2 separate regions of the Homo sapiens genome follow, and region 2 is linked to region 1. The links are chromatin loops, found by intact Hi-C in ENCODE. Cell type or tissue: endothelial cell of umbilical vein. All regions are shown on one strand. Each heading gives the region's core, and the rest is flanking DNA. Links, peaks and the distances in the headings are about the cores only.

What was found. Peaks named below come from ENCODE experiments on the same cell type or tissue, not always from the same donor. Only the 100,000 strongest peaks of a DNase experiment are listed, where the experiment ranks them.
Region 2: it touches region 1 in a loop (2.9-fold over the local background); 4 of 110 quality-filtered maps call a loop at or near these places.

The regions. Positions count from the first base shown.
Region 1 is chr3:127,539,792-127,549,792 of GRCh38, reverse strand. It overlaps LINC02034 (long intergenic non-protein coding RNA 2034), which reads right to left. Exons shown (of 7, transcript XR_007096067.1): 5 at 9,352-9,508; 6 at 6,270-6,409. Among named protein-coding and RNA genes, the nearest start is that of LINC01471, 7.0 kb to the right of the region's middle. RefSeq lists a silencer at 1,550-1,869. In endothelial cell of umbilical vein, for the core only: CTCF peaks have their summits at 1,587, 1,790 (motif pointing left) and 5,356 (motif pointing right); DNase peaks (open chromatin) are centred at 1,632 and 5,392; H3K4me3 peaks cover 928 bases.
Region 2 is chr3:127,369,104-127,379,104 of GRCh38, reverse strand. The region is part of intron 1 of LINC02016 (long intergenic non-protein coding RNA 2016); the gene reads left to right. Among named protein-coding and RNA genes, the nearest start is that of LINC02016, 17 kb to the left of the region's middle. In endothelial cell of umbilical vein, for the core only: CTCF peaks have their summits at 4,719 and 4,921 (motif pointing left); no DNase peak of the experiment used is centred there.

The DNA.
Region 1 (10,001 bases), core at 940-8,939:
GGACCTGTTACACACACACACACACACACACACACACACACACGCTGTCGGCAGCACTAGAATTCTTTGCTGTTCTGATAGGTGAGAAATGGTAACTTGATGTCATTAATTTCCATTTCTGTTATCATGTGTGGAGTTGGACATTTGTCATACATTTAGGGGCCTTTTGAGTTTTCTGTAAACTGTCTATTCAAGTTTTCTGCCAATTTTCGGGGGGGTTGTCTTTTCTAGATTTCTAGAAGCTTTTAATGTATTAGGTTAGACCAGGGATTGGCAAACTGTTGCCTGTGGGATAAATTGGGCCCACTGCCTTTTAAATTTTTTTGTAAATAAAATTCTACTGGAACAGAGCTGCACTCACTGTCTGTGGTTGCCTTCTGCCACCACAGCAGAGCTGAACAGTTGCCACAGATACCCTCATGGTCTGCAAAGCTGAAAGTACTCACTACACAGCCCTTTACACAAACAGCCTGCTGACCCTGTGCTAGACTTTTGTAATGAGTTTCAAACATTTTCCCCAGTTTCTCATTTGTCTTTTGACTTTTCCTTTTTCTTTAAGTGCATTTTTAGCTTAAAGATAGTTTCTGGTCGGGCACGCTGTCTCACTCCTGTAATCCTAGCACTTTGGGAGGCCGAGGTGGGTGGATCACGAGGTCAGGAGCTCGAGACCATCTTGGTCAACATGGTGAAATCCCGTCTCTACTAAAATACAAAAAATTAGCCAGGTGTGGTTAGCTGGGCATGGTGGCATATGCCTGTAGTTCCAGCTACTTGGGAGGCTGAGGCAGGGGAATTGCTTGAACCTGGGAGGTGGAGGTTGCAGTGAGCTGAGATCGTGCCACTGCACTCCAGCCTGGGTACAGAGCAAGACTCCATCTCAAAAAAAAAAAAAAAGTTTCTTGGACATCTTTTGATAGGGCTAAAGCTTGACTTCTGGAGGGTCTTGCTTCTCAAAAACCACCCTTTTTATATGCCAGCCTCTGAGGTTCACTGTCGCTTGTGTGTCTGGTTTTTTTTTTTTTTTTTTTTTTTTTTTTAAACAGGGTCTTGCTCTGCTGCCCCGGCTGGAGCGCAGTGGTGTGATCACGGCTCACTGCAGCCTCGACCTCCTGTGCTCAAGCGATCCTCCCGATCCTCCCGCCTCAGCCTCCTCAGTAGCTGGAACTACAGGTGTGCGCCACCAAGTCAGGCTAATTTTTAAAAATTTTTTGTAGAGATGGGGTTTCCCTGTGTTACCCAGGCTGGTCTCGAACTTCTGGGCTCAAGTGATCCGCCCTTCTTGGCTTCCCAAAGTGGTGGAAATACAGGCATGAGCCACCGTGACCGGCCTGTTGCTTGAACTTCATTCCAGTGCTAAAAGGAAATGCATGAAAAGACAGACTTAAACCAAAACTATGTAGACATTGATGGAGAATTTGGCACTTGGATACTTGGATTCTTACTGCTGAGATTTCAATGGTTTGAGACGTGAAGATTGAAGCTGGGGATATGATGATGCCCGTGTTACAGATGAGGACACTGAGGCTCAGACAGTCGTGCAGCCTGCTGGCCTGCGGGGACGGGGACAGCGCTGCGGGACGGCGCCTGGCGCTGGGTCGGCCACTCCCAGCTGGTGACCTTGGCCACTCCCAGCTGGTGATCTTGGCTGTGAAGCGAGATCCAGAGAGGGGAGGGGCCCCAAGGACCCAGCCGAGTGCGGGCAGGGCGGAGCTGAGCGTGGGTCCCAAGGGAGTCCCCGACGTTCTGCGGCCCCCCCAACGCCCGGCCTCTGGAGGCCGTAGGGGCTCCCTGGCCTCTCGCCCCCAGTGCAGCCCGGGCACAGTGCAGTCGCTCCGCGCCATGCTTGACGTGGGCACCAGGGGGCGGTGCGGCACCAGGCATGGCGGCGCGCGGGGCCGGGCTCCGGAAGGGGAGGGGGGCGGAGGGGAGGGGAGGGGAGGGTAGGGAAAGGGACGGGAGGACAGCAAGGGGAGGGGAGAGGAAGGAGAAAGAGGGGAGGAGAGGGGAGGTGAGGGGAGAGTAAAAGAAAGGGGAAGGCAGCGAGAGGAGGGGAGAGGAGGGGTTGGAGTAGGAGGGGAGGGGAAGGAAGAGGAGGGGAGGGAAAGGAGGAGGAGGGGAAGAGGAGGGGGCGCCTCCGGACTGCCGCAGGCCCCTCTCAGTTGCGCCTTTCGGAGGGGCTGGGCAGCGCCTGCCCTGCTGCCCAGCCCCGGGCTGTGCGTCTGCTCTGAGCTGCGCCAACACCGCCTGGCTTACTCCCCTACCCCTCCCCCGGACCCAGTCCTTGCCCCAGCTCCGTCCCTCCTCCCTTGACCCCTCCTGAGTACCCCAGCTTATGTCCCCTCTCCAGCACCCAGTCCGTGTCTCACCTCCAGACCCCAGCTCGCACCCCCAGCCTCAGACCGCACCCATTGACCACAGCCTGTGCCCCTCCCTCCCCAGTCGCACCACCTTCCCAACCCCAATCCTTCCCTCCTGAGTTCCCCTCCGAGCTTCATTTTCTTGCCTGGAGCTGTTTGGAGCCAGACTCTCAGGGTTTGAGCTGAGCCTGCCGCTGGCCTTGGTGTGGAATGGAAAGCCCACCACCGAGCTGGCTTCAAACCCTCCAGGGCTCCTGTCACCTTAAAATAGAATCCCCATGAATGCCCTGCCGCCCAGCTGACACCGCGGCTCCCCTCTCCCCTCCTCTCCTCTTGCAGCGGGCACAACAGCCTTCCTGCTATCCACAAGGCCTCAGGGTTGTGCCTGCCTCCTGCCCCAGCACGTGTGGCTCCCTTGCCTGGAAAGCCCTTCCCTGGCAATGCCCCTCAACCTCTCCTGATGGCCCAAAATTCTCTCTCCCCCCGATGGACCAAGTAGTCCCAATTCCTCCCTGGATGTTTCTGTTCCACTCCCCTATTTATTCCTTCCTTTTTCCCCCTAGAACTTCAGGGCAGCACCCTCCCAGTCTCTGTCTCCACGGGACCTCCCTCCAGCACTGACAGGGCTGCCTGGCACATGGCAGGGACTCAGTGACATGGGAGTGGAGGGTGACCTCAGTCTGGGACTATACCACTCGGCCAAGTGGACTCTGGATGAGGAGGCCTAGAGCCTGGCCTTCTCTGGGACGCTGGCCTGTTGGTCGTGACCTTGGCCTAAGCCCTTGGGGAGGGGACACGGGTCAGCTCACAACTCCCTGCTCTTGCTCACATTTGCTGAGCACTTGCTCTGTGCTAAGGGCTTTTCTTGAATCATCTCCTGGAATCTCATAATAATCCCAATAATGCGTCTCCTTTTTTGGATGAAGAAGCCAAGCTTCAGAGAGATTAAGCTACCTGCCCAAGGTTACATAGCTAAAAGTGGAGGCTGAGTTTGAACCCAGAGAGACAAGCTGCTCCTCTCCTGAGACAATGGGTACGTGAGCCGAGAAGCCCCCATGAACTTCACAGTGATTCTGTCAGTGAACAGTTGGGGAAACTGAGGCCTGCTGCCCAAGTGTCACAGCTAAATGGAGGCAGAGCTGGGGCTCCGAGCCCCAAGGTGAAGGGAAGAATGTGCTTCTTCACAGCATGTCTCCAGAAGCCCCAGGAGTGACTAGCTGGCCGGCCCCGAACCCCACTGGCCTCAGTTTCCCCTTGGAGGATAGCCCCATCCATGGTCTCTGGCTCTTAGGGTCTCTGAATTCATTCACATCTTGAAAGTTGCAGTTGGGAGTCTCAGGTCTGGTGGCAGGAAACTGAGGAGACAGTCGTGGAATCGGGGTGGGGAGTGGTGCGGGAGGATTGTTTGTTCCCTCAGAGACTCTCTAGTGTATGTGTCCCTTGTCAGCTAAGCAAGACGGGCTCACCACAGCAGGTGGGCTCAAGCCCACCTCAAGCAGAGGTGGCCCAGGTGGCAAACTCAGGTGCTGGGGGAGCAGGGCAGGACACCAGAGGGGCATGGGATTCGGAGAGTGGGGGCTGTGACCTCTGGTTTGAAGGGGCATCTGCAGACAACCCCGTGCAGAGCCAGGGCTCACACTGCCATAGCCAGTGCCACAGACTGTTGAAGAGATGCCGAAAGCCAAAACATCTTCGACGTGAAGGCTCCCAATGTTGTAGAGTTGGCAACGGATTCAAATTTTCAAAGCTATACAGGTAAAACAAACTAGTTCTAAGGGCTGAATTCAGCTGGAATGGCTGTTTCTGCTCAAATCCAGCTCTGCTTCTTGTTCGGAACCTCAGTTTCCTGATCCATTAAATAAGCCTAACAGTTCCTCCTGGTGGAGGATCATGTGGGCCAATAAGTAATAATAAAGCGGCTGTGCACAGACGAGTGGTATCATTAGTCCCCACCACAGCAGAGGGAGCGGCTCCAGCAGGCTTGAAGCAGCCTCCTCCGAGCGCACATGGTGTAAAATATAGATTATTCCTGCCACAGACACAGGCCCTGCCTGAGAGGCACCCGCTGAAATCCTGACCTCCCCCTTCTCCGGTGCTGGTCCTTAAACAGCCCCCATTCCTACTGGTCTCTTGGCCTTTGCACTTGCAGTCCCCTCCTCTGGGAGCACCTCCCCAGACTGTGGTGTGGCTGGCTCCATTTTTCCATTCAGGCCTCAGCTTAAATGTTACCTCCTCGGAGAAGCACTTGCTCGGTCGCTCCACCCTGCTTAACTCTGCCTCCTGCATGATGCTTTGGATCTCTGCCTTCCTCATGATGCTTCGGATCCCTGCCTGCCTAGGACCGTGGGTCTCCCCGCCCAAGTGTGTGCGCCATCTGTGCAGCCCTTCCTCTTCCTGCTCACCCAGACCCCAGCTCAGGGCCCTGATTCACATGATGGGTTCTCAAGGAATGAATGAATGGATGGATGGATGGGCTGGCTGGGATTGGGGCTGTTCTCCTTTCCAGGGGATCCAATTAGAGGAAAGTCCCTGAGTGCAGCAGCTGCCCAGCCCTCCCCAGCAGGCAGACAAAGTCCATCTGGAGGCTTTGTTTAAAAATGCTGAAATCAGGCCGCTCAGCTGTACTACCACGGTAGACACAGCCCTCCTGAGGGGTGCAGGCCTGTCTTGCCCAGTTTTGCTGGGCTCTGCAAAAAGAAGTGTGGATTTAGGACTGGTAGATCTTCTGGCTGAGAGACCCTGGGGCCCTGCTCTTCCATGGAGGCTGTGAGGGTTGGAAATTGCCCAAGGTCACAGTGAGGTTGGGACCAGGGCTGAGGGAACAGTGGGGCAGGGACAGGCTCAGCACACAGTGGCAGTGTGAGGGTCTGGGTGGGAGGGGGCACAGGGCCTTCTGTCCTCTTTGTGGTGAGGTGACAGATGGCTGATTGAGCCCTCCTCCTGCCTTAGCTGGGGCCACAGCCCTCCCAGGGCTGTCTCTCCAGGCCACCTTGCACATGGCCACCAGAGGGCGATGTCTTAAACAAAATTGCTCCCGCTTACAATCCTGCAGTGGCTGCCCGGCCTCAGGACAGTTGAGCCTCCAGCCAGGTGCGTGAGGCCGCTCGGTGCCCCAGACCTTGCCCCGCTGCACAAGGGCCAGCATGCCGCTGCCTCCGACCTTCGCCCTGTGCCTCATCTTTGCCCAGCATCCCTCCAGGACTGGGTTCACAGGTGGCCATGGTCCACAACCCTTCCCTGGCCTGCCCCCACCCCAGGCAGGTCAGAAGCTCTGGAGCCCTGCTGTCCCTGTGCTCTGGGCAGGGGTTCAGGCTGGAGGAGGAGGGACAGAAGGATGGGAGACTCTTGGAAGAGCGGCTTCCTCCTTGGTTGTGTGGCTGAGGCTGCGTATTTGATGTTTAAGAGGAGTGTTACCACAAAGCTACTCTCATCAATGCTGCCACACTCCCTGCCCACCTAGTCAAAAAGACAAAGTGAATGTAGGATGAATGAACAAATGAGTGAATGAGCACATTCTGCCCCGTCTCTTCTCTTTCCCTCACGCCTCACATCCGGCCTGTGAGGAAACCCTGCCACCTCCACCTCCAAAATACACCCAGAATCTGACCTCCCGCTCCGGCTCTGTTCCCACCGTGGTGTGGGCCACCCGCCCCACCACTCCTGAGCTGTTGCCGCAGCCTCCTTGCTGGCCTTGCTGCTTCTGCTCCTGCCCCATAGCAGCCAGAGGGACCCCCCTCCTAAACCCAAAGTCAGGTCCCGTCCCTCCCTCCTCTGTTCCACGCACTCCATGACCTGCTCAGAGGAAACAGTCCAACAATGGCCTAGAGGCCTGCACGGAGTGCCGGGGACCTCTCTGCCTCATGGTCCCCTCTCCTGGTGCACAGTCCGCTTCCACCACACCCAGCTCCTTACCAGCCCCGGAACATGCCAGTGACAGCCCTGGCCCTGGGTCTCTGCACATGCTGTTCCAGATGCTCTTCTCCCATCTTGCCCGCCCCTTCACTTCCTTTGGGTCTCTTGCCCAAGTCTCCAGGAGGCTTTCCCTGACTGCCCTGTGATAAAAGAAAAACTTTAGTTGAATTAAATTTAAAGAAGTTTAATTGAGCAATGAACGATTCAGGAATCGGGCAGCCCGCAGAATCACAGAAGAGTCACAGAGACTCCAGCGCAGATACATGGCGGAAGAAGATTTATAGACGAAAATAGGAAAATGACGTAAAGAAATCGGCATTCAGGTACAGAAACAGCTGGATTGGTTATAGGTTGGCGTTTGCCTTATTTGAACACAGTTTTTCCAATTTTGTCTACCTATTAAGTTAGGTTACAGTTCATCCACAAGGACTAACATATAGAAGTATGAAGTCCTTCTCAGGCCATTTTTAGTTTGCTTTAACACCTGTCATGCTCTACCTGTGGCTTTTCTCCTGGCTCTGTATTGTCGCCAGGCATGCTGTATTTCCTTCTGTCCGTGGCCAGCCTCCTCTGTTAGGTGGGAGCTCCGCCCTTTTCCCTGTTTCCAGGACAGTGCTCCACACGTGACAGATGCTCAGTGTTTGCTGGCTGGATGTGTCCGTGCCAGGTGGGGCAGAGGGGCCTGTGGGGCTGCCTCCTCCTGCCTGCATGTGTGGGGCAGGAGTGCTGGAGTCAGGCTGGGCCCCACTCCTGTGTCTCCTCTGGGTGTGTTTGGTGGTGGCCAAGCCCTGTGTTTGTTTAGGCAGCAGGCTTGCTCTGAGTTGGAAGGAGAGGTTGCGTGGTGCAGAGTGCCCGCGTTACTGGCCACCCTTGGTGACAGCCAGTGCCGCCGCCGTCCCTGAGTGTATGGAGTGGGCCTGTCACAATATTTGTTTAACAGGCGGCGGCACATTAAGCCAGGCAGCAAACACAGCACTGCCAAGGGGAAGCCTCCTGTGCCGCTGGGATCCTTTGCCATGCTAGTGACATGCTGCCCTTCTCCTGTGTCTGGCCTGACCGCCCGGGGCCCAGCCTGGCCAGGTTGCATGTGTCCCTCATGGTTCTGCCTCCTGGTTTCCTTCCAGCCCAGGGCCACCCATGCTCATCCCTGCCTTCCATCTTCTTGGGCCCTTTTGAACTTTTGGGCCCTGGCCCCCAAAGCCTGAAGTCAGCCCAGCTCTCCCAGAATCCCAGCTCCTGAATGCTGCAACAAGGACACCCTACCACGCAGAGCCCTCAGTCTCGGGGCCACCTGGTAGCCCCAGGCTTTCCGCCTCTCAGAGCAGGATGAGGGTGGGTAGGACCTGCTCTGGTCAGGGCTGTGGAAGGGCCAGGTGCTGGGACACAGGAATCCAGCTGTCTATTTGAACTTCTCTTGCTTGTCTGTCTGGCCCATCTATGTCTGAACATCTGTCTGACCACCTGGCTCCTCCCGTCTGTCTGCCTGTCCCCTCTGTCTATGTGCCTGCCTGTCTGTCTGCTTGGGTGTCCCCATGTACCAGACCCTGGGCTGGACCTGTACACAGACTTGCCCATGGAATACATCCAGCATCCCCATTTCACAGATGTGGTACATGAGGCCCAGCGTATCACAAGGTGCTGGGATCCACTGCTTACCCAATGCAGTCTTGGGGCCCCAACCTGCAGACCCCATCACACTGATGGCCGCTCTCTTCCCTTTCTCTGCACCTCACTGTGCTCCTGCCACCCCTCGCCCCATTGCCTTGCCCCCACCTGGAACCTTGTCCCTTCTCTGGGCTGCCCCCCTTAGTCGTGCCCCCAACCTGCAGAAGCTGCCTCACCCAGCCACTCCAGCCTGGTGTGACTCCCCCACCTCACACTCCCACAGCTCAGTGAGTCTGAAACACACAATTTAGCGCTTAATTATACACTCTGCTCACTAATTATTTTGTGCCTTATCTCCTCAACTCGCATGAGCTCCTCCAGGCAGAGCCAGCTCTTGCTCTGGCTCTGGGCTTGGCACAAACCTCCTTGTAGGCTACCTGGGCAGGGGGTGGCCACGCCCTTAGCCTGCAGCAGGGCTGAGAGCACCTAGTGGCCACAGGTATGGAAGGAAGGCAGCCTTTCCACTGGTGTTACTCGTATTTCTCTAGTTGTGGGGGCTCAGGGATAAGGCAGGATTCAACAATGCCCCATTCCCTTGCCCTCCTGGAGCACATGACTTCCCCCTTCAACAAATGAGTTCATCCTTACCAGTGCTAGGATGGAAACATCTGGAGGCTGGAACAGGGCCTGCCCACATCTGTACTTCCATCTTGACTGTGCTCATTTTCTCAAAGGCCACAGCCAAGCCAGCAGCTGGGCCTTTAGATGCTGCCTGCAAAATACCCCTGTTTTTTGTTTTTTGAGGTGGGGTCTCACTCTGTCGCCCAGGCTGGAATGCAGTGGTGTGAGCACGACTCTGCAGCCTCCAACTCCTGGGCCTAAGTGATCCTCCCACCTCAGCCTCCCAAGTAGCTGGGACCACAGGTGCACACCACTATTCTGGCTAATTTTTTTTTAATGTTTTGTAGAGACAGGGTCTCCCCATGTTGCCCAGACTGGTCTCAAACTCCTGGGCTCAAGCAATCCTCCTGCCTTGGCCTCCCAAAGTGCTGGGATCACAGGCATGAGCCACTGCATCTGGTCAATATGCCTATTTTGAATTATGCATGCCACCAGCTGCCCTACAGTGGCGTCACCTCTCACCCGGACCACAGCAGCAGCCTCCACATGGCCTCCTTGCCTTCCCCAGGCCACCAGACATCAAGTCTCTACCCAGGGAACAGAGGAAGCATCACCCCCACCCAAACCCTGTCCACACAGAACAAGCGTGCATCTATGCCACCTTATGAGGCCCCACATGCAGGGAGGGCCCCACTGTACTCCGACCCTCTCACACTGACAGCGGCTCTGGCCTCCCTGCTGTCCTGGAACATACCAAGCTCCCAGCTACCCTGGAGTTCTTTCCTGGAGAGAGAGAGAGATTGAGAGAGAGATTGAGAGAGAAGAGAGAGAGATTTATCTTACGGAATTGGCTCACACGACTGTGGAGGCTGAGAAACCCAGTCCGTCAGGTGGGCCCGGGGAAGAGTTGCCGTCATAGCTCAAGTCCGAAGGCCGTCTGCTGAAAGAATTCTCTCTTTGGCAGAGGTCAGTCTTGGTTCTATTGAGGCCTTTGACTGATCGGATGAGGCCACCTACATGATGGAGGGTAATCTGCTTTATTCAAGGTCCATTGGCTTAAATATTTTTTCTATCTAAAAAAATACATTTGTGGAAATGTCTAGACCAGAGTTTGACCAGAAACTGGGCAGTGTGGCCAGGCCAAGTTGATGTACAAGATGAGGCATCACAGAAGCCTTCCTAATTGGACAGCATCTGTGGGGGTGCTCGGACCCCCCCCCCGCTCCACCGCCCCATCCGCCGGGAGTCAGCACACCCAGCTGCAGAGAGCTGCCTCAACTGAGGTCGCTCCCCTCCCTATGAGCAACCGGTGCAGCTCCCCGGGGCCCTCTGAAGGGCCATCGATCTTCAGAATCTCTGCCTGCGTTGCTGGGGCTTCTGTTGTAGCTCATCACAGCTCCCCGCCAGCCCTGCCTTCTCTTGCCCTTTCTGTCCACAGTATCAACGCAAGAGCCCTCCCTAAGTAACGTCCTGCATGTTCACCTCCAACTCAGGGTCTCTTCCCAA
Region 2 (10,001 bases), core at 878-8,877, 170 kb after region 1:
CTTTACCTCCAGGCCTTACAAGGCCTGTGGTTTCAATTGTGTCCAGTCTGATCCCAACTTCCGGAAGGGACCCCCCAGCAAGTCTCTGTCCCTGGCTCCATAATCATCCCTTCCCATCAACCTTTCCCTAATAAAATTCCCTTTCCTGCTTGAGGCTCTCCTCTCAGAAAGGATGGGTACAGACTCATTTATACTAAAGTATAAATGACTAATTAGACAATGTTGTGTTGTTCCTAGTAGGGTTTTGCTTTTCCCAGAAGGGATTTGAAATAGGCAGTCCTGTCACTGGACGGATGACTCCATAATTGTGTAAATTCTGGCCGGATAAGGTACTTGGGGAACTGAGAAAACTATCCACATTTAAAATACCATGAAGGCAGCAACTCTTTTGCTATACCTGATTATAACCAGTCTCCATATTAGCATAACATTTTCCAGTTTGCAAAGTCCTTTCATCTCCACCAGGTGGGTCTGAGGAAAGGAGTCTCAGGGGAGTTCACAGTCTTCTGGAAGGGGTGGGGGTGAGGCTTGAGCCACTTTCTGCCTCTTCTGCCCATGTCCTTTCCACGCTGTCTGGAGCTTGGGCAAGGAGAGCCTAAGCAGCTGCACTCTGTGCCTTCTCTTAGAGGCTCTGGCTCCCAAGCACTCGATGATTAATGCTGATGAGCCCCGTTAGCCATGTAAGAGGGAGGGAGTTCAGCCCCCCTTGCTATCCGGCCTGCAATGGCACCTTTCGTACTTGTGAGTTGGGCCCGGATTCTTTGGCCCAGATCACTGGATTCTGGGATGACAAGGGGCAGGGAAGAAGGGACAGCAGATGTGGAGGCTTGTCTGTGGGAAGCCAGGGCTAGCCTGCTGCATTTGAATGGGGGGCAGTTTTTCAGACTAGCTCCCTGGCCCCTGAGAGCCTGTCCTGAGAAGCTTCGAGCCCTGGACCTCATTTTTGGTCTGCATCCTGTGGCCTTGGGAGACCCTGCTTCTGCAGGGCCTCAGTCCCCAATCTGTGCGGTGCGTGTTTGGGAGACCAGTGCTCTCTAAGGCCCCTGAGCAGCCTGAAAACCTCCAGTGCTTGCAGCCAGGGTGAGCATGCATCTCCTCCAGGTGGGTCCGGCTGGACACCAGGAGCCTGGTCACCTGGGGGTAAGGGCTTGGGATGGGAGTGGTGTGGCAAACAGTGCAGAGAGATCTCAGGGTCTGAGAGTCAGGTGGGTCTGGGCTCAGGCGCCTGCTGGGACTCATGTGAGCTGAGTTACCCTGAGCATGCCACTTAACCTCTCTGATTCTGCATCTGTAAAAGGCAACTAACGGTGCCCTCTAATGAGGATGGCAGGTGCTTACCAGAATAGGAGGATCTGGAATGGGTCCCAGTTTGAGAGGCAGGGATGTTTTTCAAATAAAAATCATTGTTTTTTTTTTTTTTTTTTTTTTTGAGACAGAGTCTCGCTCTGTCACCCAGGCTGGAGTGCAGTGGTGCTATCTTGGCTTACTGCAACCTCCAGCTTCCAGGTTCAAGTGATTCTCTCAGCCTCCTGAGTAGCTTGGATTACAGGCGTGTGTCATAATGCCCGGCTAATTTTTCGTATTTCTAGTAGAGATGGGGTTTCACCATGTTGGCCAGGCTGGTCTTAAACTCCTGACCTCAGGTGATCTGCATGCCTTGGCCTCCCAAAGTGCTGGGGTTACAAGCGTGAACCATTGCACTCAGCCATAAAAATCTGTTTCTGTTGCTTGCCTGCTTTAAGACTCTCTTGGGGTTTCTCAGTGCCCCTAGCTCCCTGACTTGGCCCACAGGCTGCTTGTGTCCCCCCACCCCTTGCAGCCCCAGCTCCAGCCTGGGCGACAGAGTGAGACTCTGTCTCAAAAAAAAAAAAAAAAAAAAAAAAAAAAAAAACCACTGATTTTTATTTAAAAAACATCCCTACCTCTCAAACTGGGACCCATTCCAGATCCCCCAATTCTGGTAACTCTCTGCTCCGGCCCAAGCAGCCTCCTTTTGGAATTTATCTCATTTAAGAGCTTCTCCTCCTTCTCTCTCCTTGGCCAACTTTTGTCTGTCTTTCAGTACCCAAGTCAAAGAGATTTCCTCAAAGAGGTCTTTTCCCAGTTGAAATGAATCCCCCTGTTACAATTTCTCAGAGGGCCATTGTGTCGGAACAGCCATGACAGAGCTAGAGAAAGATATCTTTCTCCCTCTTTTGTAAGTGAGGTCTGGAGGTCAACAGTGCCAGACTCCCACGGCACCTCCGTTAGCCTCAGGAACCCAGGCTCCTCTCTTGTTCCATGCCTCTCAACATGTGGCATACCCCTCATAGACCCAGAAGGCTGCTCCAGCTCTGGCCATTGCGTCTCCCTTCCAATGGGAAGGAGGGAGGACGAGGAAGGAGGACACTCACCTCTCCAATCATAAGATACTTCTAAGGAAGTATAGTCTGTTTGTGTCCCTCCAAAATTTATATATTGGAGCCTAATACCCAGTGTAATAGTGTAAATAGGTGGTGTGTTTAGGGAGTGATTAAGTTATGAGGGTGGGACCCTCACAAATGGAATTAGTGCCCTTATAAAAGAGGCCTGAAGGAGCCTGTCCACCCTTTCCACCATGTGGGGACATTTAGTAGGCTCCATCCACAAGGAACAGGCCCTCACCAGACATCAAATTGGTGCCTTGATCTTGAACTTTCTAGCCTCTACAACTGTGAGCAATACATTTCTTGTGTTTGTAAATTACCCAGTCTAAGTCATTTTGTTATAGCAGCCTGGTCAGACTAAGACAGAAGTTACACATTTACTTCTGCCCAAATTCCATTGGCAGGAACTCTCTTGTGGCCACATCCAGTTGCAGAAGAGGCTGGGAAGTGTGCACCATGGCTGTACCCAGCTGAAAAGGAGGCGAGAATAGATATTGGGAGGCGAGTGTGTGTGCCGAGACCCTGCTTCTTTCCTGCAGGGTCTGTAGTCATATGTTCATGTAGCACTGGCCTGGGTATTTCATATCTCTCCCTGACAAAGTCAGGGCCTGGAGAGCAGGGAGCCCCCACCTGCTTACAGGGGTCCCCTGTACCTTGCACAGTATCTGGGATACAGTCAGTAGAAGCTCAGGAAATATTTGCTAAACGGGTAGATAAAACTAGTCCTGGACTCCTCCCTTTGCTCTCCTCTGATCAAACCTTTAGGATAGAGCCCCTTCTTTCGCATTCCCTACCTTTTATTCTCTCTGGAGAAGACCTCTGGGGCTTTCCCTCCAGGGGCTTCATGTTTCCAGCTGCTCAGTGATTGGGCCTGGATGTTCAGACCCCTCTCCCTCCCAACGGCTGTGCAGGGATTATATCACGGGGTTTGATGTGCAGATGCTGGGGGTAGGGGGAGGGCTGGTATGAATTGGAACTGACAGATTCCAGCGTGAAGATGGCCTGAGTCCCAAGAACACCAGCAGCCTAATTGGCAGTGCTGTACATCAGTGCTTCTCAAGCGCAGTTCGGCCGAGAATCACCTGGGGAACTTGTTAAAAATACAAAACTTCTGAGTCAGTAGGTTTAGGGTGATATATTTGGTTGCAAGTGACATAACGCCAACTAGCTTAGGCAAGAAGGGAATTGACTGTGAGGGCACAGGGGCTTCTCTTGGAACTGCGATGAGGCTGGGGTGCCCTGGCAGCTGGCCAAGAATCCCATTGCCTTTGGGGCTGCCCTCTTCTTTGCTCCTCCAGCTCTGGGGTGCACTGACGAGCAGCTCCCACCCCAGAGGGAGTGACCTCTCTCCCCACAGGGTTCCTGCAGGAAAAATCCCTGGGGAGGGCTCTTATTGTCCCGGCCTGGGTATGCCCCAGAAATGCTGCCAGGGGGCTAGGTTCTGTGACTGGCCATGTTGAGGCTGGGGCCAGGGTAGGGGCGCAGGGCATGTGCAGGGCCCCCTGAGGACTCTTGCTGCCTCATGCACCAGGACGGTTCTGGAGGGTGCGTTCCTGGAGCTGGGCACTGGAGCCAGCTGGTTCTCTCTCATGTAGAAACCAGGGAACCCTAGTTTTCCAAAGCCTCTAGGGACCTGGGATGCACAGCCAGACTGGGGAGTCACCCTTGCAGACCAAGAGGACAGAGCCACAGCTGAAGACCAGAGCCTGAGACAAACACCTCCAAACTGGTCTCAAGGGTTGGGTAGGAGAAGCCCCCACTGCTTGCTGCAGGCCTGGTTCTTAAAGAGCCAGGAGGGGCATGCACTAGCCAGAAGAACCTGTGGGTGGAGATGCTCCATGGCTTCCTCCTGGAGTCACCATGCAATGAGGGGGAGTCTGTGCTCTCCTCAGATTCACCGGCATAGGGGCAGCCATGGCAGGAGCCTGGGCACTAGCTGGGGACACAGCAGGTCCTGGGGGCCCTGGGGCCTGGGCCAGAGGGGCAGGACACCAGATCCCACTCCTCCCTGTCTTCTCAGTGGGTCTGCAGCACACCTATCGGAGTCCCTCGGGATGCTTCTTAAAATGCACACTCACTGGCCCTAAGGAATCAGACTCTGCAGGGCTGGGCCCCAGGAAACTGCTTTTTAATTGAGCTCCTCAGGGTGGCAGTCACAATCCCCACCACCTGCCCAGGACCATTTGTGAACCATGGTCTTTGACTACCCTCCCCGCCTTCACAGTGCCTGGTCCTGAGCCCTGAGCGCTGGCCCTCTCTCTGCGCCTCTGTGTGTCCAAGGTGCCGGGCAGCAGGGGCAGCACCAGGGGCAGGTGTGGTGGGGAAGGAGCTGCAGCAGAACTGAGGCTCTCCCACAGCCCGGCTGAGGTCCAGGATCCTCCAGGAGCCACGGTGTCTGGGGAATGGATCCCAGTGTGCAGCATCTGCCCCCCAGGGACAGACAGTTTTGGACTAAGCTGCTCCTGCACAGCCTCTTTGAGCTGCTGGGCCCCAGCAGCCCTGGAAAGGGTGCCCCCTGTCGGTGGATCAAGCCCTGAGGCGATGGTTCACTGAGAAGAGGTAAGGGTACAAACTGGCCAACACGGCCCATCTAGCCCTGGATGTTTTATTTGGCCTGCAACGTGCTTTGAAAAATGAATTGGTTACCAATATTTAAAACTCAAATTCGGCATTAAAAATTCTTATTTCCAGCTCCTTTTGAAAACTTGGCAGAGTTTGTCCCCTTGGGTCCCCAGTGCACCTGAGCCCAGGCTGGGGGGTGGGTCTGGGCTCTGCAGCCCCACCTCCATGGAGTCTTACATGGCTTCTTCCTGCTGCTGGCCCCAAGGCTTTGAGGTTCTGACCCCGGCCAGGCATCCAGCTCTCATTCTGCCAAAAAATTATGATTATTGTTCTCATTGTCATCATGGTCACTGTTTGTCCTTAGAGCTATCACTCCCTGCACTCATACACGCACTGTCAGAGCCTCACTCCTGGCTCACTACACACACACTCAGAGCCTCGCTCCTGGCTCACTGCACACATGCACTCTCAGAGCCTCACTCCTGGCTCACTACACACATACACTCTCAGAGCCTCATTCCTGGCTCGCTGCACTCATACACTCTCAGAGCCTCACTCCTGGCTCGCTGCACTCATACACTCTCAGAGCCTCGCTCCTGGCTCACTGCACACATGCACTCTCAGAGCGTTGCTCACTGCACACATGCACTCTCAGAGCCTCATTCCTGGCTCACTGCACACACACACTTTCAGAGCCTCGCTCCTGGCTCACTGCACTCATACACTCTCAGAGCCTCGCTCCTGGCTCACTGCACACACACACTCTCAGAGCCTCGCTCCTGGCTCACTGCACACATGCACTCTCAGAGCGTTGCTCACTGCACACATGCACTCTCAGAGCCTCGCTCCTGGCTCGCTGCACTCATACACTCTCAGAGCCTCGCTCCTGGCTCACTGCACACACAAACTCTCAGAGCCTCGCTCACTGCACACATGCACTCTCAGAGCCTCGCTCCTGGCTTGCTGCACTCATACACTCTCAGAGCCTCGCTCCTGGCTCACTGCACACACAAACTCTCAGAGCCTCGCTCACTGCACACATGCACTCTCAGAGCCTCGCTCCTGGCTCACTGCACACACAAACTCTCAGAGCCTCGCTCACTGCACACATGCACTCTCAGAGCCTCGCTCCTGGCTCACTGCACACACACACTCTCAGAGCCTCGCTCACTGCACACATGCACTCTCAGAGCCTCGCTCCTGGCTCACTGCACACACACACTCTCAGAGCCTCGCTCCTGGCTCACTGCACACACAAACTCTCAGAGCCTCGCTCACTGCACACATGCACTCTCAGAGCCTCGCTCCAGCAATTGCTCTGGGCAAGGCCTATTTACCCATTTTATATGTGGGAAAGCTGAGGTTCAGAGTGGCCCCGTGACTCCACGGTGGTCAGTGGCAGAACGGGTGCTGCAATCTAGGTTTGCCTGCCATGCTCCCTCTGAGGGGGACCTGAGCTTTGCCCATGCCCTCTGACCTCTGACTTCTAACCTGAGCGTTTTTACTCCTCTGGTCCCTTCTCCCAGCCTCTGGCCTAACAGCCTCCTCAGGTCAGAATCATGCCAGATGCTGAGAGCCAAGGAGTATTGGGCCTGGGTGGAGTAGGGGCTCAGGCGCAGAAGCAAGGGCCCGAGAGGAGGCCACAGGGCCGAAATGCCTGCCAGGCCCCTCCCTCCACCCTCCGTGTGGCTGCCACTGAGTATGGGGCAGCTACAGGTTCCCATGCCCTGACCCCGATCCTTAGCCCTAAGCTGGAACCACAGGACCCTCCTGATCCTCCTCCATGTGCTTTGAGGGGAGCCTGTCTTCCCTAATGTCTGCTAGGGTGGCTGGAATTCCACCATTGGCATCTTTCGCAATGTCATTCTCACTTTTAGGAAGGAGTAAGGGGTCTGGGAATGAGTGGGGTGGCCATCCAGAGGGACATCCTCACAACAACCTCATCCCAGGCTGGCTGTGGAGGAGCGTGGCAAAGGCAAGAGAGGCAAAGTGTGTGCGGGAAACAGCAGGGTGCTTCAGCGAGGGTGAGGTGTCTGGTCAGGGGAGAAGCCTACCTGGGGCAGGGAAAGGGGAGGAGGAGAGGCAGCCTGGCTTGGAGGGGCCCTCAGAGGCTGTGGTGCCCAGGCCAGGCACTGTGGCTCCCACTGCTTCCTCCTATCTCCTCTCTGCCACCCTCAGTCCGTCCCCTCCTGCCTGTGCCCCTCTTCTCCCTCCGTCCAATCCCCCTGCCCAGCCCCATCTGTCTCCTCTGCATTGCGCCATGTGTCTGTTTTTTCTGTCTCTCTGGGTTGGTCTCTTTCCTCATCAGTGTCTGTCTGTCTGTCACTCTGCACATACATCTCTTTCTTGCTCTGTCTCTGTCTCATTCTGTGCATCCACTCCAGCATCTCTGGGTCCCCACGTCGCTATCTCCCTGGGGGTCTTTGTCTCTTTGTGCCGGGTCTTTTTGCTCTTCTCTCTCTGTGTCTCTCTCTGTCCGTCTCTGCCTCTCTGTGTCTCTGTCTTCCCTGAGGGGGTGTGTGTCTGTCTGTCCGTCCACTGGGTCTCAGGCAACTGAAAATACCCCCTGCGTCCCATTTGATGTGCAGTTGTGAGATTCCCTTTGAATATTGCAGCAGCGAGTTGACGGTTGCCAAGGGAACAGGTCAGGAGAAATGGGGGGACTGAGGGGGGTACTGGGAGCCAGGCGGGGGGTGTGGGTACGCTTTTCTGTTTTCATCTTCTTTGGCATTTTCCTTTTCCAAAGCACAAAAAAGGGCGACAATTTAAAATGATTTTTCAAGAATCAACACGACAGAAATAATGGCTCCTAATTGTATTGGACTAAAAGCCAGGCAGGGAGAGTGGCAGTTCCCCCTCCTGTGCCTGGAGGGAGTTAATGGCCAGATTCTGGGAGTGGGGTGATTAGAGGGCCTGGAAGCCACTTAGCCTGGCACCCGGGGCTGGCATCGCCTGCAGCCGGCTCCCCCTGCTCAGCTCTGAGCACAATTTCAGACTCCTGCTAAGCCTGGAGCGTCATGGCCGGACGTGAGATGAGGTTTTGTGGCCACACGTGGAAGTGGGAGGTGCATTGTACCTCCTGCTGGCCTTTTAGCTGGAGGTGGGGGCCGGGGGCTGGGGACCAGGGGCTGGGGACAAGAGGTGGGCAGAAGAGGCCAGGCTCTCGCCATTCTCAGACCAGGTACACATTCCAGTTTTCCCAGGCAGCTTTGCAAAAGCATCCTTGCTCTCCTCTGCCCAGCCCCAATTTGGTCATCATGGGGATTAACAGAGACGATCCCTGCACAGCACCCAGCACGGTGCCACACTGGCCTGGCTGGCCACACACCAGCCTCTGCTGTCCAAGTTAGAGAACCCTGTGAGCTTGGACTGGACTTGAACCATCTGCTTCTGGAGTGGCCATGGTTGTTTCACCAGCATTTACTCACTTGTACACCAGAGTCATCTGTGAGTAGGATGTGGGTTTGTGCATTAATAATGATTACTTAGTAACTATGTATGAATAGGAATTATTAATGGACTTGTTTTCTTGTGTCCTTTTCTAAACTATGAGCCCTTATCCATTTAACCTGCATAGTAAATCTTTGAGATAGGGACTATTATTGTTCCCATTTTACAGATGAGGAAATTGAGGAATTCAGTAACTATAATATGGAAACGAAAGTGCAATGATTGGGGGAAATACAGGAAGTCAGGGGATCAAAGAAGCAGACCCCCCTCTGCTCCCACCACCCTGTTAATGGAAGGCAGAGCTGGAGGGTACCACCAGACAAGGTCTGAGCAGGGTCTGGTGGGGTGTGTGGGTGTCTACTGGGTGCATTGTGCGAAGGTGGGTTTGGAGGGTGGCGTGCACGGACTGTAGACAGGTGTAGAGCTGGGTGTGAGACCCACCTGGGCAGATTAGGAAGGACCTGGAGTGGGGTGAAGGCTCCTCACAGGGGGGCCAGGGGGCTCCAGAGAGGGCTGAGCACCTATATCCTCTTCCCCACTCCCAGCTACCCATGCAGAACTGTGTTGAAGAACAAGGCTGTCACCACCCTGGGGACTTCCAGCCCCACCCAGCCATTGCTTCTGCGGGATCAGACTGCAGGGAGCCAGCTCCTCCCAAAAAGAACCCCCAGGAGGGAAGGATTTCTCCCTTCAGCCACCCACCCCTCATCCCCCACCGGCAGCCGGAAGCCTATCCTCTGTCCCTGCGTCTCCAGTTGCTTTGACCCCATCTGTCCCCGTTAGTTATCCTACCTCTTTCTAAGAGATGCCCAGTGAGGGTGGGGCTGGGTGGTGGGTACAGTGCCATTGCTCTGTCCTGGAGCATGCATGTGGCTCTGTGTAGTGTCTCCTTAAGGTGGAAGCTTCTCCCCTCCTGTCAAGCCCTGGTCCCAGCAGCTCCAAGTGCCAGCTGATGCTGCCCAGGGCATCTGAGCTGTGTTTCTTACAATCTGCAGGAAATGTGGTCCTGCAGCCTCCACCATTGGGTGAGAGGGAACCAGTATTGGAGACGAGACTGGGAGAAGGACACAGGTAGGGGTTAAGCTCTCTGTGGAGGGTGCACCTGCAGAGGGAGGTGGTGGGAGGACAGTATGGGCCCCAGTGTCAGGAGGGCTGCAGTGAAGAGGTGCAGTGGGCCTCGGCTGGTGGGGAGGCCTTGGAAAGGTGGAGAGAAAGGGGCTGAGCACCTCCTGTGGCTCTCTAGCAGCCTGGACCTGTGCCCCAGTGCCTGATAATCGAATTAGGACTGACTGATGCCTTTAAAGACTTCTTTTGGCAACTGGCCTTCCCTCCCCATGGGCCTCCCAGTACTGGGTAGGACCCTGAGTTTTATAGAGGTGCTCTTTAGTTTTTATATTCTGATGTTTTGGTATCTTGGGGCTTTGCTGAACTTGGAGGGACCACCCCTTTCAGTTCCTAGAGATAGGAGATGTCTCCCTGCCAGCGTACCTTTTATATGCAAACCACCCAGTCCAGAGCCCACACCCAGCCAGCGCCTCGCACACTCTGGACCACTGTCCTCCTACCCTATACCCCCAGGGCCAG